Regions from separate parts of the Mus musculus genome. Here region 2 is linked to region 1. The links are chromatin contacts, found by POLR2A ChIA-PET in ENCODE. All regions are on one chromosome and are shown on one strand. The core of a region is the stretch at or near the end of the contact, and the rest is flanking DNA. Distances in the headings are between cores, read along the strand shown. Region 1 holds the start of Slc12a7 (solute carrier family 12, member 7). Region 2 holds the start of Trip13 (thyroid hormone receptor interactor 13).

Region 1 (6,146 bases), core at 1,854-4,353:
AGAACTACCAAGGGATCTGAATAGGGGGCAAGACAGGGCAGGGCTGCAGTGTTCAAAGATGACTCCTGTGACCAGGCAAGTTGGCTCTGGCCTGTAGCCCACACATATACCCACATACATGACCACACAAATGATGCCCACACACATGGTGTAGATCCACACAGGCAACCTTTGAAAAGCCTTCATCCTGCCTCTACAGGACTTTCCCACCAAAAAACTAAGTATGAGATCCCTTCCCTACTCCTGGCTGGTATCTGGCGCTCCTGTTAGAAATGAGGACAAGATGGTCCAATGAGCAGCCCAACTTGGGATCCATCTCATAAGGGGGCATTAAGGCCTGACACTATTCCTGATGTTATGATGTGCTTACAGACGGGAGCCTGGCATGGCTGTCCCCCAAGAGGCCCTACCAGCAGCTGACTGAGACAGAAGCAGATACTTAAACCCAAGCATTGAACTGAAGTCGGAGACCCTTATGGTTGAATTGGGGGAAAGATTGAAAACGCTGAAGGAGAGAGTAACCCCATAGGAAGACCAGCAATCTCAACTTACCCCCCAGAGACTGAGCCACCAACCAGGATCATACACAGGCCAGTCAGAGGCCCCTGGCACAAATATAGCAGAGCTCTCCCTTAATCTTCAAGAGACTTGAGGCCCCAAGAAAGGGAATGGCCTGGGGAGTGGAGGGGAGTACCCTCTCAGAGGCAAGAGGTTAGAGAAGTGGGATAAGGAACTGTGGGAGGGGGTACTGAGAGGTGGAGTGGGAGACCAATGACTGGAATGTAAATAAGTAAAATAATAAAAATTGAAAACAAACAAAAATAAATAATAACTAAAAATTTTTAAAAAAGCAAAGAGTTCAGGACAAACCCCAGCAGACTGTGACTACAACAAAGTCATCCCTGTCATGGTACAGCGGCTGAAGTTTCCAAAATTATCATTATAGAAATATTAAGTATACAGAGCACCAAAATGCAAGTTCTATATAAGCCCAGCCAAGTTACTCAAGTTCAGCTTGGAGCGTGAAAGGATCATTAAAACACACATACTCAGGATGTGGCTCAGTTGGTAGAGCATTTGCCTAGCAAAGTACCAAGCCCAGGTTCAATCCTGACCAGCAATTCATTTAAAAAACAAAACAAAACATAACAAAAGTGGGTGTGGCAACACACTACTGTAATACAAGCAGTTGCTAGAGGCTCCAGTCAGGAGTTCAAGGTCATCTTCAGCTACAGATTGAATTCAAGGCCGCATAAGACCTCGTCTCAAGACAACTAAGGAATTAAAAGTGCATGCTTGTCCTCTTGTTAACAGTGCAAATTTCAGGAAGCCAGACAGTCACTTCCCTTCCTAGAAGCTGAATCCTCAGCCCTGACTGGCGTCAGGCACCACTTGAGAGTCCTGATACTGTAGGGAACAAGAAATGAATCAAAAGGAAAATTACCTCTGCCTGAGACACTAATCATATAGGACATCTGCAGAATTGTAGAATTGTCTGTCTCAGGCCACTGGGCACCAGGAAGGGCTTTGGGGGCTCTACTCTGGGGGTCTCTGTGATGCTGCTGACCCTCTTCACACTTCCCTGGCTGATGGACACTGAGTTTGGACTTCTAGATTCTGCCTCCACCTTACAACTGATTTTATGTGTTTAGCCAGGCAGCAGCCCTGAGACATAGAATGCTTTGTCTGTGCAGAGAAAGCTGGACAGTCCAGCATCTCATGGAGAGGGTCACAGAGTGAGACAGGCAGGCTGCGGACCTGGGCTAGGCCACTTCCGGGCCAGCACTCCTAGTCTATGAATGCAGGCTCCTAAAAGTATGGACTAGAGGAAGCGCAGTTTCTACTGCCTGTATTCTGAGCAGCAAAAGCTCTGATGCCATATATAAAAGATCCGTCCATCTCTTGAGGATTGCACCCTCTTTTCCTTCCAGACCCAGAACCTGGAGCCCAAACCTCCAATGTAAAACTTGGGGTAGGTGCAAGGCCAGCTGCAGCTGTAGGTCTGTGCTGGGTCCTCTCACCTATTAGGGCCTATTAGGATCTAGGTCTAGAAGAGAGTTGGAACAGGGAGGAAGCAGTCAGTTCAAGGTGACTTGCCATCAGCAGAGAGGGTGCTGAGAAGTAGGATGGAGAGAGATTCCCAGGCCCATCACCACCCCGTGGAAAGTGAAAGTGCCAGAGAGCTCCGGATCCAAGGAACAAAGAGCAGCAAAGAGAAGCCCGCGCTCAGAGTGCGCAGCCCCCTCCCCAGGCTTACACGGGCCTCTGTCCTTCCTCTAAGATCCCAAGGGAAGTTTGGCTGGTCCAAGGTCAGTGGAGGCAGATCTGGGATCCCAGTCGGATTTATCGGTTGACCACACTGGGCCATCCTGGAGCAAAAGAAAGCTTGCCCAGAGGAAGCTGTCCGTCAGTGAGATCACCCATCCAGGGGTCTGTACCTCCAGCTCTCCCAGGTACCACCTAGACACCTGGGCCTTCCCGTTCCATAGGTACCTCCAGTAGCTCTGCAACTCCTCCCTAGTCCCGTCAGAGTTGCCAAACCAAGTAGTTTCCGGTGCTCCAGCCTCGATGCTCCAGTCAGGCCATGCAGAGAGGTGGGAACCGCGCCCCCAGGGCTGACTGAGTCAGGCCAACAGGGAGATATGCAGCGGGCGCCTCAAGCAAGGAGCAGAGCACTGAATTCAAGAAACTGAACGAACAGGGCCAACAAACCACCAGCCCAAGAATCCTCTCCCGGTCTCGGGTCACTCCTCCGAGCCAGGCAGATACCAGTTGGCCCTTCTGACCCCTTCCCATCGCCCCGCTACGCGCCGCGCGGGCCGCCGCCAACCAACGAGTCAGAGCGGCCCAGCGGCAGCAGAAGGGCCCAGCCTCTGCCTTTGTCCCGTTGCAGGTGCGGCCAAGCTCACCCGGCGTAGGGGAGGTTTGATCCACGCTCTCGGGAGACTCGGGTTCTTCCGTGCGCTCAGCAGCTTCGTCCCCGGCGCCGTCGGCGCGCGCCTCCACCGGCACCACCGTAAAGTTCGTGGGCATGGCTCCGTTAGACTCTGCTGTCCCTCGCAGCCACACGCTGCTCCAGAGCAGCCGCCGGACTCCGGCGTAGGGGCGGGGTCCGCCCGGCCCGCCCTTGCCCGCCACGTGACCTCACCTGCCCGCCCCCACGGCTCGGGAAAAGTTTGCCCGGGGCGGGGTCGGGAGGCTTCCGGAACGACCACGCCCACCAGACGCTCCACCCCTTAAAACTCCGCCCCTGTAGCCACAGTCTCAGGGTTGCCCCGCCAGAGCCCTGTACCCTCAAGGACTCGGTACGCACAAACCCAACCCCTAGAGGCCACCGCTGAATGAACTGCCCACAGATGCAGACCTCCCTCAGCATAAGAGACACCAGTTCCTCCCCGCAGGACCGCGTCCTCCTCCCATTCCTACTCACAACACAGGCTCAGAGCCCTCCCGCCCTCCAAGAGCCTGTCATTCACCACTTCCACAGCTTCAGTTCTTCCATTCTCATTCCAAACTCCCGTGGGGCTCTTCTCCCACCACCCCACAGGTCATGGCTCCTTTCTCTCAGTTTGCAGCTCCTCATCTCCACCAACGCTGGTGATCTGGGCCCAGGCCCTGACCAGGTCAGGCTGCTAACCTAGGCCAGGGAGTAATGGCCAATCAGGGGACGCTGTGCACCCTGGGGTTAAGTAATCCCACCCAAGAAGGTCACTGGGCTCTGGGACAGGCCTAGCCAGCCAAGCCCGAGACTCTTTGTACCTGCTGGCAGGAGTGTTCCACGATCCAACCTGGGGAACCCTTGCAGCCCAAACTTGGAGGGTGGCAGTTCCTCCCTTTGGCTCCAAGGGCAGGTAAATTCCGAAGGTAGTAGTGACAGGAAGATCCGAGCAAAGAGTTCCAGAACACCACATGGTGGAAGTCACAGATCTTCCGGAATTTCAGGACCTTGTGCATTTTCAATGAAAGACTGGTGAAAAACTGGAAACAAATATTCTTCAAGAGAGAATGGAACTAAAATGTTAGGGTATCATACCCAACACATCCTACAAAAAGCCATAGCCCCCAGGTGCAACAAGTCACCCAAAACTGTTTTAGATGGTCAAAGAGAAACACAGGTGATATGCCTAGAGCTGCTCACAACCTGTGGAACAGGGCCAGCCAGGTGGCCTGGCCCAGTTCAATCAGGGACACGGACTGGAAGGCAGCTGCCGGACCAGTGACACCGCTGGGATAGGCTGAGATACGGGAGTTAAAGGGATTTGCATATCCTACCGATGAGAATAAAACATTTTGAAACTAACTCAGAAAAGCCATTTCTGGGAAAGCCCAACTGTACCCAGTATGGCCGGCTTTCTGCCCTCTGCCAGGAAGGAGCTTGGGGGAAACATGGGCCACTCAGGAATGGCCTCTTATACAGTTTCCAGCTCCTATGGGGGATAGGGCACAACTTGCTCAGATCATACTGTCACCCCACCTCCCTCCAGGAGCTATCCATAGCAAATAGGGAAGGGCTATCACCTGTTTCCCCTGCTCAGCTGGACCTTAGGTGGAAATAGTGACCACCTTCTCCTCCTCAGAACACCCTCCAGACTGGCAAACACTTGAAACTTAGGCTCAGTAGGAGAGGGTTCCTACCATTTCAGAGACCCTGGTATCATACCCAACACATCTTACAAAAAGCCATAGCCCCCAGTCACTTTCCCTGCCCTCCCCCTCTATTGTTTTTAAAGACAGGGTCTCATAGCCCAGGTTGGCCTCAAATTTTGATATAGAGCCAAAGATGACTGAATTCTTGATCCTCCTGCCTCTACCTCCCAAGTACTGGGATTACATACATGTACAGACATGCCCAGCTATAGTCCTTTTTACAAATGTGCCTGTCTCTCAGCCCCATTTCTTCTGGCTGACTGCACACCAGCAAGGTCTATTACTGTGGCATGATATCCACAGGCTGGGAACTCAGACAACACTGAACGCTGTACCCGGTGAAGCTAAGGAAGATTATTGTCAATACACTCAGGTCCACTGGGAGCTTGAGTGGGGAGGGGGTGCCCTGTGAGCTTGGTGACTTAGAGAAGGAAGAGCCCATGGAACAGGGCAGAGTAGCCTATGGGAATGTTTTAATCCCCACAAAGTTGAGATGCAAGGTTTCCATCAGCGCAGTATGGAGAGCCTCAGGACCAATGTCGCACCAGGTATTTTAACTTGAAAGAAAGTAAGCAGCGCGCACAGAACCAGTGGACAGGCAGTACATCAGCTACCACACCTCCCTACACATGTGAAGGATGTGATGTTCTGCTGACTCCAAGGATTACCAAAAACGGAATGAAACTGTACTTTATACCTGCTCCAGACAGGACCCCAAAATCTGATGCATAAATACTCAACCTATGAAACTACATTTTTCTTGACATGAGACCACGCATGCAGAGGTTAGAGACTGGGAAACTCTGAGAACATGTTATTCAATGAGCACTAGACTGTAAAATTTCTCAAGCTGCAATGAGATGTGCATCACTTGGTCCATTGTGCCCCCTCCCTACCTCCCTCTCCAAGTGTGATGTGTGAGCATGTGTGTGTGTGTGTGTGTGTGTGTGTGTGTGTGTGTGTGTGCTGGCTTGTGCTGTGCACCTTCTTCCTTTTGTTCAAGATAGTTTGGCACTCTTGGCACAGAGCCTAGTCTAACTGCCACCAAGCTTCCAAGAAGTCACCTGTCTCTACCCACCATCTCCCAGTAGTGCTAGGATTACAAATGCTACATGAGTTACAGGATTCAGTAAAACACTTGCAACCAGGCCCTCTCCCCAGTACCTCTGAAGAGCTTTCTTTTTTTTTTTTTTAATATTATTTATTTATTATACGTAAGTACACTGTAGCTGTCTTCAGACACCCCAGAAGAGGGCATCAGATCTCATTACGGATGGTTATGAGCCATCATGTGGTTGATGGGATTTGAACTCACGACCTTCAGAAGAGCAGTCGGCGCTCTTAACCGCTGAGCCATCTCTCCAGCCCCCGAAGAGCTTTCTTTAAAAAAAAATTTTTTATTTAATGTATGTGGGTACACAGTCGCTGTCTTCAGACAGCCCATTACAAATGGTTGTGAGCCACCATGTGATTGCTGGGAATTGAACTCAGGACCTCTG
Region 2 (5,735 bases), core at 793-3,292, 170 kb before region 1:
AGCCAAGACTGAGATTCCAGGTGAAATGTCATCCCTGACAGGGGCTGCCCAAGTCAGAAACTTACCAAAGACCTCAAGCTTCCAACATGCAATCTTGAGGTCACTTTAAGAAACCCAGACCTACCAGGAGAGCCTGTATTGGGGTCTCTTCTTCCCACGGGAGATTACCCATATTTCCACGATATATGCTTTTCTTATATGAGTGATATAGCAACATTAACCTGATGGTGCTGTTTGGAATAGTAAAACAGATAATGCTAAACTTCTACACTAAAAAACGATAAACTTTAACCAGATTAAAATACTGTAGATAAACTGGGCAGTGGTTGTGCACCATTTTAATCCCACACTCAGGAGCCAGAGGCAGGCAGATCTCTGAGTTCAAGGACAGCTCATCTACAGAGTAAGGTCCAGGACAGAGAGGGCTACAGTAAAAAGCCCTGTTTCGCTGGGCGTGGTGGCACACGCCTTTAATCAAAGCACTCGGCAGGCAGATGCAGGAGGATTTCTGAATTCAAGGTCAGCCTGGTCTACAGAGTGAGTACTATACAGTCAGGGCTATACAGAGAAACCCTGTCTCGAAAAACCAGAACAAAAAACCAGAAAAACAAACAAAACAAAACAACTAACCAACCAAATAAAAATATAGTAGGTTTTGTAGGACACATATGGTTGGTCTCTGGCATCCATGTGTCTGTTTTACCAGTCTTCAAGAGAATTTACTCATTTTTAGCTTGTGAAATGTCCCCAACAACTAGATAACCACGCTATAGACAAGGTAGGAAACTCATGTTTGGGGACAGGGTCTTGCCTGGCTGTGTTCGGCAGGCTCTCACTGGTCGGTCTGGGGGTGGCTCCACCTCCACCTTCTTTCCAGGGTCGAAAGCATCAGCCTCCCCCTCTGAGTCGCAGTGTTCCTTCTCCCGTTTCCGTTTCTTCTCTTCCTGTAAGTATGGAAGAATAGAGGGCACAGAACAGCCAGAACCCTTTTAGACTGGTAATGCAGGCTCCGCACACGTCTGCGCATTCCCCAGACTGGGAAGAAGAGCCACTCCTGACACCTGACAGGCATCACCTGAAGATGCCCTGGAAGCCCAGAACTGCAGCAACGGTATAGCCAGGCGTGATTAGGGACCCATCTTAGGCCATTGAACCTTTACCTTCCGCTTCCTCCTCTCCTCCTCATCGAGGTGCTTCTCCTTCTCTGACTTTTTCTTCTTCTTTTTCTTCTTTTCTCTGTGTCTCTCCCGTTCGTGGTCTGAGCGATCGTCGTAGTAGCTGGAGTCGTGGCCAGATCCTGAGAGCTCTGTCACTTCACTTCCTCCCACCTTGAGCACCAGCTTCAGAGGCTTCTCCAGTGGCGTGTCTGTATAATCTGCACACAGACCGTACGTAGGTCAAGCTTGCAAAATACTGAGTAGAAATACTGCACCCCTGTGGGTGTGAATCTAGACAGCAAGGAGTTGTCAAAACCACAGACTATGTAATCTCAAACTGACAGATTGGTGTTCAATCCTCTCTTTCAAACCACAAAATCACCACTGAGGATATTCCGAGGGTACAACAACCCGACCTGAGACCCAGGACCCCAATTCCTTCACGGAAGCCCTCTTTTTGCTGCGGGTCTTCCTGGTGTCAGAGAGGAGGTACATAGTGGCTACAGGACCCAAAAAAGAAGCCTATAGCCTCTTCGCAGCAGATTCCCTTTTTCAGCTCTAACCCCGCCCCTCCTACGATTGTCCACTACCTGGCTCTAAGCTCCTCCTTCTCACGGGACCCCGCCCAGCACAGACCACGCCCTTCCCCTGGAACGCCTTCCCCTGCCCGTATCGGCAACCTAGACCCCGCCCGTGGGATCCGCACCTTCGTAGGACGAGCGCCATTCCGCCTTGTGCTTCTTGTGCTTTTTGCCCATGGCTGAGATAGCACGGGATCCGGTGAGAAGCGGCTGCCGGTAGCTCGACCTGCGCCAGTCGGAAGTAGCGCCTTCGCCACCGCCAAGTGCTTCCGGGTCAGGGTGGGGCGGTGCGCAGCGCGCGGCAGATTCGAAGCTCGGTGGGGCGGGGCGGGTTGCAAAGCGCCGAGCGGCTCGGGCGGCGGAAGTGGATTTGGCCGGCCCTTAGCCAAGGTGGATCCTCCTACATCGGAGAAGGCTGTCGCACAGGGCGCAGGGAGGCGACCGCGGCCTCACTCCGGCGGCATTCCCTCGGCTCCCGGCGGCGGCGCCATGGACGAGGCGGTGGGCGACCTGAAGCAAGCGCTTCCCTGTGTTGCCGAATCGCCCGCGGTCCATGTGGAGGTTCTGCAGCGCAGCGGAAGGTGAGCGTATATACGGAGTCCGACCACGCGGGGCGCGACCTGATCCGACCCCACCACGCGTGACTCCGAGTGGCACGACCTTACCCCAACTCTTAGGATTCCACCCCACAGCGTCCCACCCCTCAGTACGGCCCCACTTCGCACGACCTGAACAGCCTGACATGAACCCACCTAGTATGACCCAGCACACCTCCACCCCACTTCAGTTGACCCTAACAGCATGATCCGACTTTGCCCTCCATCCCACCACACATTACTCTTGAGTTTCACCTCTCACATTGCCGCATATCCCATCCAGACCCTACCACCATCCCAGACTATCTGGCAGGACCCCACAGCTCTCAACTGACTGGCCTATGGAGCACAGCCTAACGATGAGCTCCATGTAATAGGACCTGCTAAGCGACAGAAGTGATCTCCAGTCAATTAGGGGTGCAAGGAAGTGCAGTGTCAGTAGAGCAAGTATTTAATTTGCAAAGCCAGAATCCAGTGGCAAATTTCCTGTTACAAAGATTATGTACGTACTCCAGGTTAGACCCTACAGCTATGCATTTTCAGGTTTTCCTTAAAAGGGCTGCTAACATGGATTGAATGCTCATAATGTTTCAGGCTTGTCTCAAACACTGAATTTTTATTAATTTTCATAGTAGTGTGTGAAGAACTAGTGGCACCTCCTTTTTCTAATTAGCCTGAGGGTGGCTGATGGTATGACTGCAGGCCTGGGACCCTACAGTTGATCCTAAGACAGTACACTGCCAAGCCCCATCTTGACTAATGACTTTCTTGTATATGTCTGAGGTCTGAGGGAGGGAAGGTGTGTGTCTGTGTGTGTGTGTGTGTGTGTGTGTGTGTGTGTGTGTGTGTGTCTGAGTGTCTGTGTTTGAAACAAGTTCTTCTGTCTCAGCTTGCATGCTGAAATTACAGCCAGACCTAGCTATACTTTAGTGGGGTTTTTTTTGTTTTTTTGTTTGTTTTTGTCGTTTTTGTTTGTTTGTTTTTTGGTTTTTTTTTTTTTTTCTTGGTTTTTCGGAACAGGGTTTTTCTGTGTAGCCCTGGCTGACCTGGAACTCACTTTGTAGACCAGGCTGGCCTCGAACTCAGAAATCCGCCTGCCTCTGCCTCCCAAGTGCTGGGCTTAAAGGCGTGTGCTACCACGCCCAGCTTTTAGTGTTTTTCTTAACTAAGATATTTTATATATGTTTTATTTATCTTTCTAGCACTGCAAAAAAAGAAGATATAAAGTCGAGTGTTTACAGGCTGCTCAACCGGCATAATATTGTGTTTGGAGATTACGTCTGGACTGAGTTTGATGATCCTTTTCTAAGCAGAAATGTTCAGTCAGTGTCTATTGTTGACACAGAACTAAAGGCTAAAGACCCTCAGGTAAATTCCTAGTTCATAGTGCTGGTAAGTGAGCCCTTAGAGATTATGAGGTAATTGTCATAAATAACTAACATTGACGTGGATAGCGGGTTACTACCCTATCTGTTGGTTTTGGTGGCTATTACAATCTAAGCAACAGATTCCATAAAGTCACTTTAGGCAACAGATCTCACGTGGGAGGTTTATTAGGGAGGGAGAATCCAGAGGCTGCTTCTGGGTGAAGGTGGAGGGAGAAGAAAGAGTGCAGAGAGGAGGGAGTGTCCTTTTAGAAGGGGAGATCGAACATGTACATAGGAAGGATATGTGACTAGTGGCGAGAGTAGGAATGTGTAGCATCTTGGCAGCTTGTGGTGACTGATCCTGCTGTTGTTGTGTCCCCGATTGCTAACAGTAGCTAGATAAGCTTTAGCTATGTGTCCTGGAGCTAGGTGCTAGAGTAGGGATGTTGTGTGTCAGGATGCTCTTGACAGAGCCTGGAACAAATTGGAAGTAAAATTTGACAGTTGGAAAACAGACCTACTAATAATTAGGTTGCATTAGAATACATCACAGACCGTAATTCTCTTTTTATGTACTTCTAGCATACTAAAGTTCTCTGAATTGCCACTTCGGTCACTTTAATGGAAACCAAATATTCTATAATATCTCTTCGTCAAACACCTGAAGCTTAGAGAAATTCTCTGGTTTTGTCTTTTCCTCAGTTTCACAGGAGTCATGACCATAGTATGATTCATTATAAAGGTCTCAGAGAAGACCCAAAGCACAGTTATTGCCATCTCTGTATAGAGTCAGAAGGAAAACACGGCATGATCATTTAAATAAAAAATCGCCATGGCCTTTATCCCCCAAAAAAAGGGACACAGTTGTCATAGCCTCCAAATGAAAAGTTAAGATCAAGCCTCCACTGGGCCACTGTAAGTAGAGGACCATTCCAGACACTTTGCTGCTGTTTGATGAAGTGCAAGTTCAAGTCTCTATGGACCTGCTGGGTCCTTCTCATATTGACCGTCTTGTTGACAGAATGATGGGGTGGAGGTTCAGCTTCCTACTGATGTGCCCTGGATATAATCTAGTGATTAATACTTAGGTTTCTTGACTACATAGTTAAATCCAGAGTCAGCAGGCAAATTACAAAACTTGAGTTTTCTTGTAGTGACAGAACATTAAGCAAAAAGATAAGGATGAGTCACAAGAAAACGAGCCAATCTAATTTTTCTCCCAGTATCCAAATCTAGAACAATGACTGTTGCAGTAACTACTGTAGTTTTAAGTCATGACTCAAAACACTATAAAGCCCCCAGTGATACAGGTAAATGATGGATAAAGCAACTGAGGGAAAGGTGCAGATATTCTTCATAAAGTTTGTAGCTTCCCTTCAAGGGGTAGCATTTAAATCCACTGACCTAACTCATCTTCTTTGAACCTTCTTATATAGCCTTTAACGGCTATATAACCTTTGAACCTAACCTTTAACGGCTGAGCCATCTCTCCAGCCCTGAACCTTCTTTAGTACCCTTCTTCAAACTACGTAACCCTGAACTGGTAAACTAGAAAAGGGAAGATACTAACTTTTCAGTGGACATACCTGACAGCATTCCCTTGGTCAAGGCTAAAGTCATTCTCTCCTCTGCCTTGATGGGTCCTCATGGTGAAATTGCACTTTATTTCTCATTTTGAAACTTGGAATCCTGCTCTGATTTGGGGAGGAAGCAAGATATTTGGCCATTCTAAATGAAGGACAGACATAAAGATGGCCTGCTGGGAAAATAAACAGGAAACCGTATGGATGTATGGAAAACCATTTCTGCTCCTGGCTCAAGTGACTGTACTACCTCTGAATTTGGTTGTAGAGAATTTTCTTCTTTATATAAATGTTGGCATTTTCCTTGAGTGTTAACTTCACAATGGCAAAAAAAAAAAAAGAAAAAATCACTTAAAAATTAGTTGTGTTAGGAATGGTAGAGCACACCTCCTTAATCCCAGTGCTTATGAGCAGAAGCCGTTGCATCTCTGAGGTTGAGGCCACATGGTCT

The links. ChIA-PET counts read pairs that join two places held with the same protein, here RNA polymerase II (POLR2A).
Region 2: POLR2A ChIA-PET joins it to region 1 with 21 read pairs in embryonic stem cell. The contact joins the promoter of Trip13 here to the promoter of Slc12a7 in region 1. POLR2A ChIA-PET finds 5 or more read pairs at or near these places in 4 of 5 experiments (Patski and embryonic stem cell).

Annotation. Positions count from the first base shown.
Region 1 is chr13:73,760,654-73,766,799 of GRCm38, reverse strand. It overlaps Slc12a7 (solute carrier family 12, member 7), which reads right to left and starts at 3,103. Exons shown (of 24, transcript NM_011390.2): 1 at 2,910-3,103. The coding sequence starts at 3,033.
Region 2 is chr13:73,934,074-73,939,808 of GRCm38, reverse strand. It overlaps Trip13 (thyroid hormone receptor interactor 13), which reads left to right and starts at 2,042. Exons shown (of 13, transcript NM_027182.2): 1 at 2,042-2,319; 2 at 3,537-3,702. The coding sequence starts at 2,228. It overlaps Brd9 (bromodomain containing 9), which reads right to left and starts at 1,981. Exons shown (of 16, transcript NM_001378947.1): 1 at 1,864-1,981; 2 at 1,161-1,375; 3 at 812-944. The coding sequence starts at 1,915.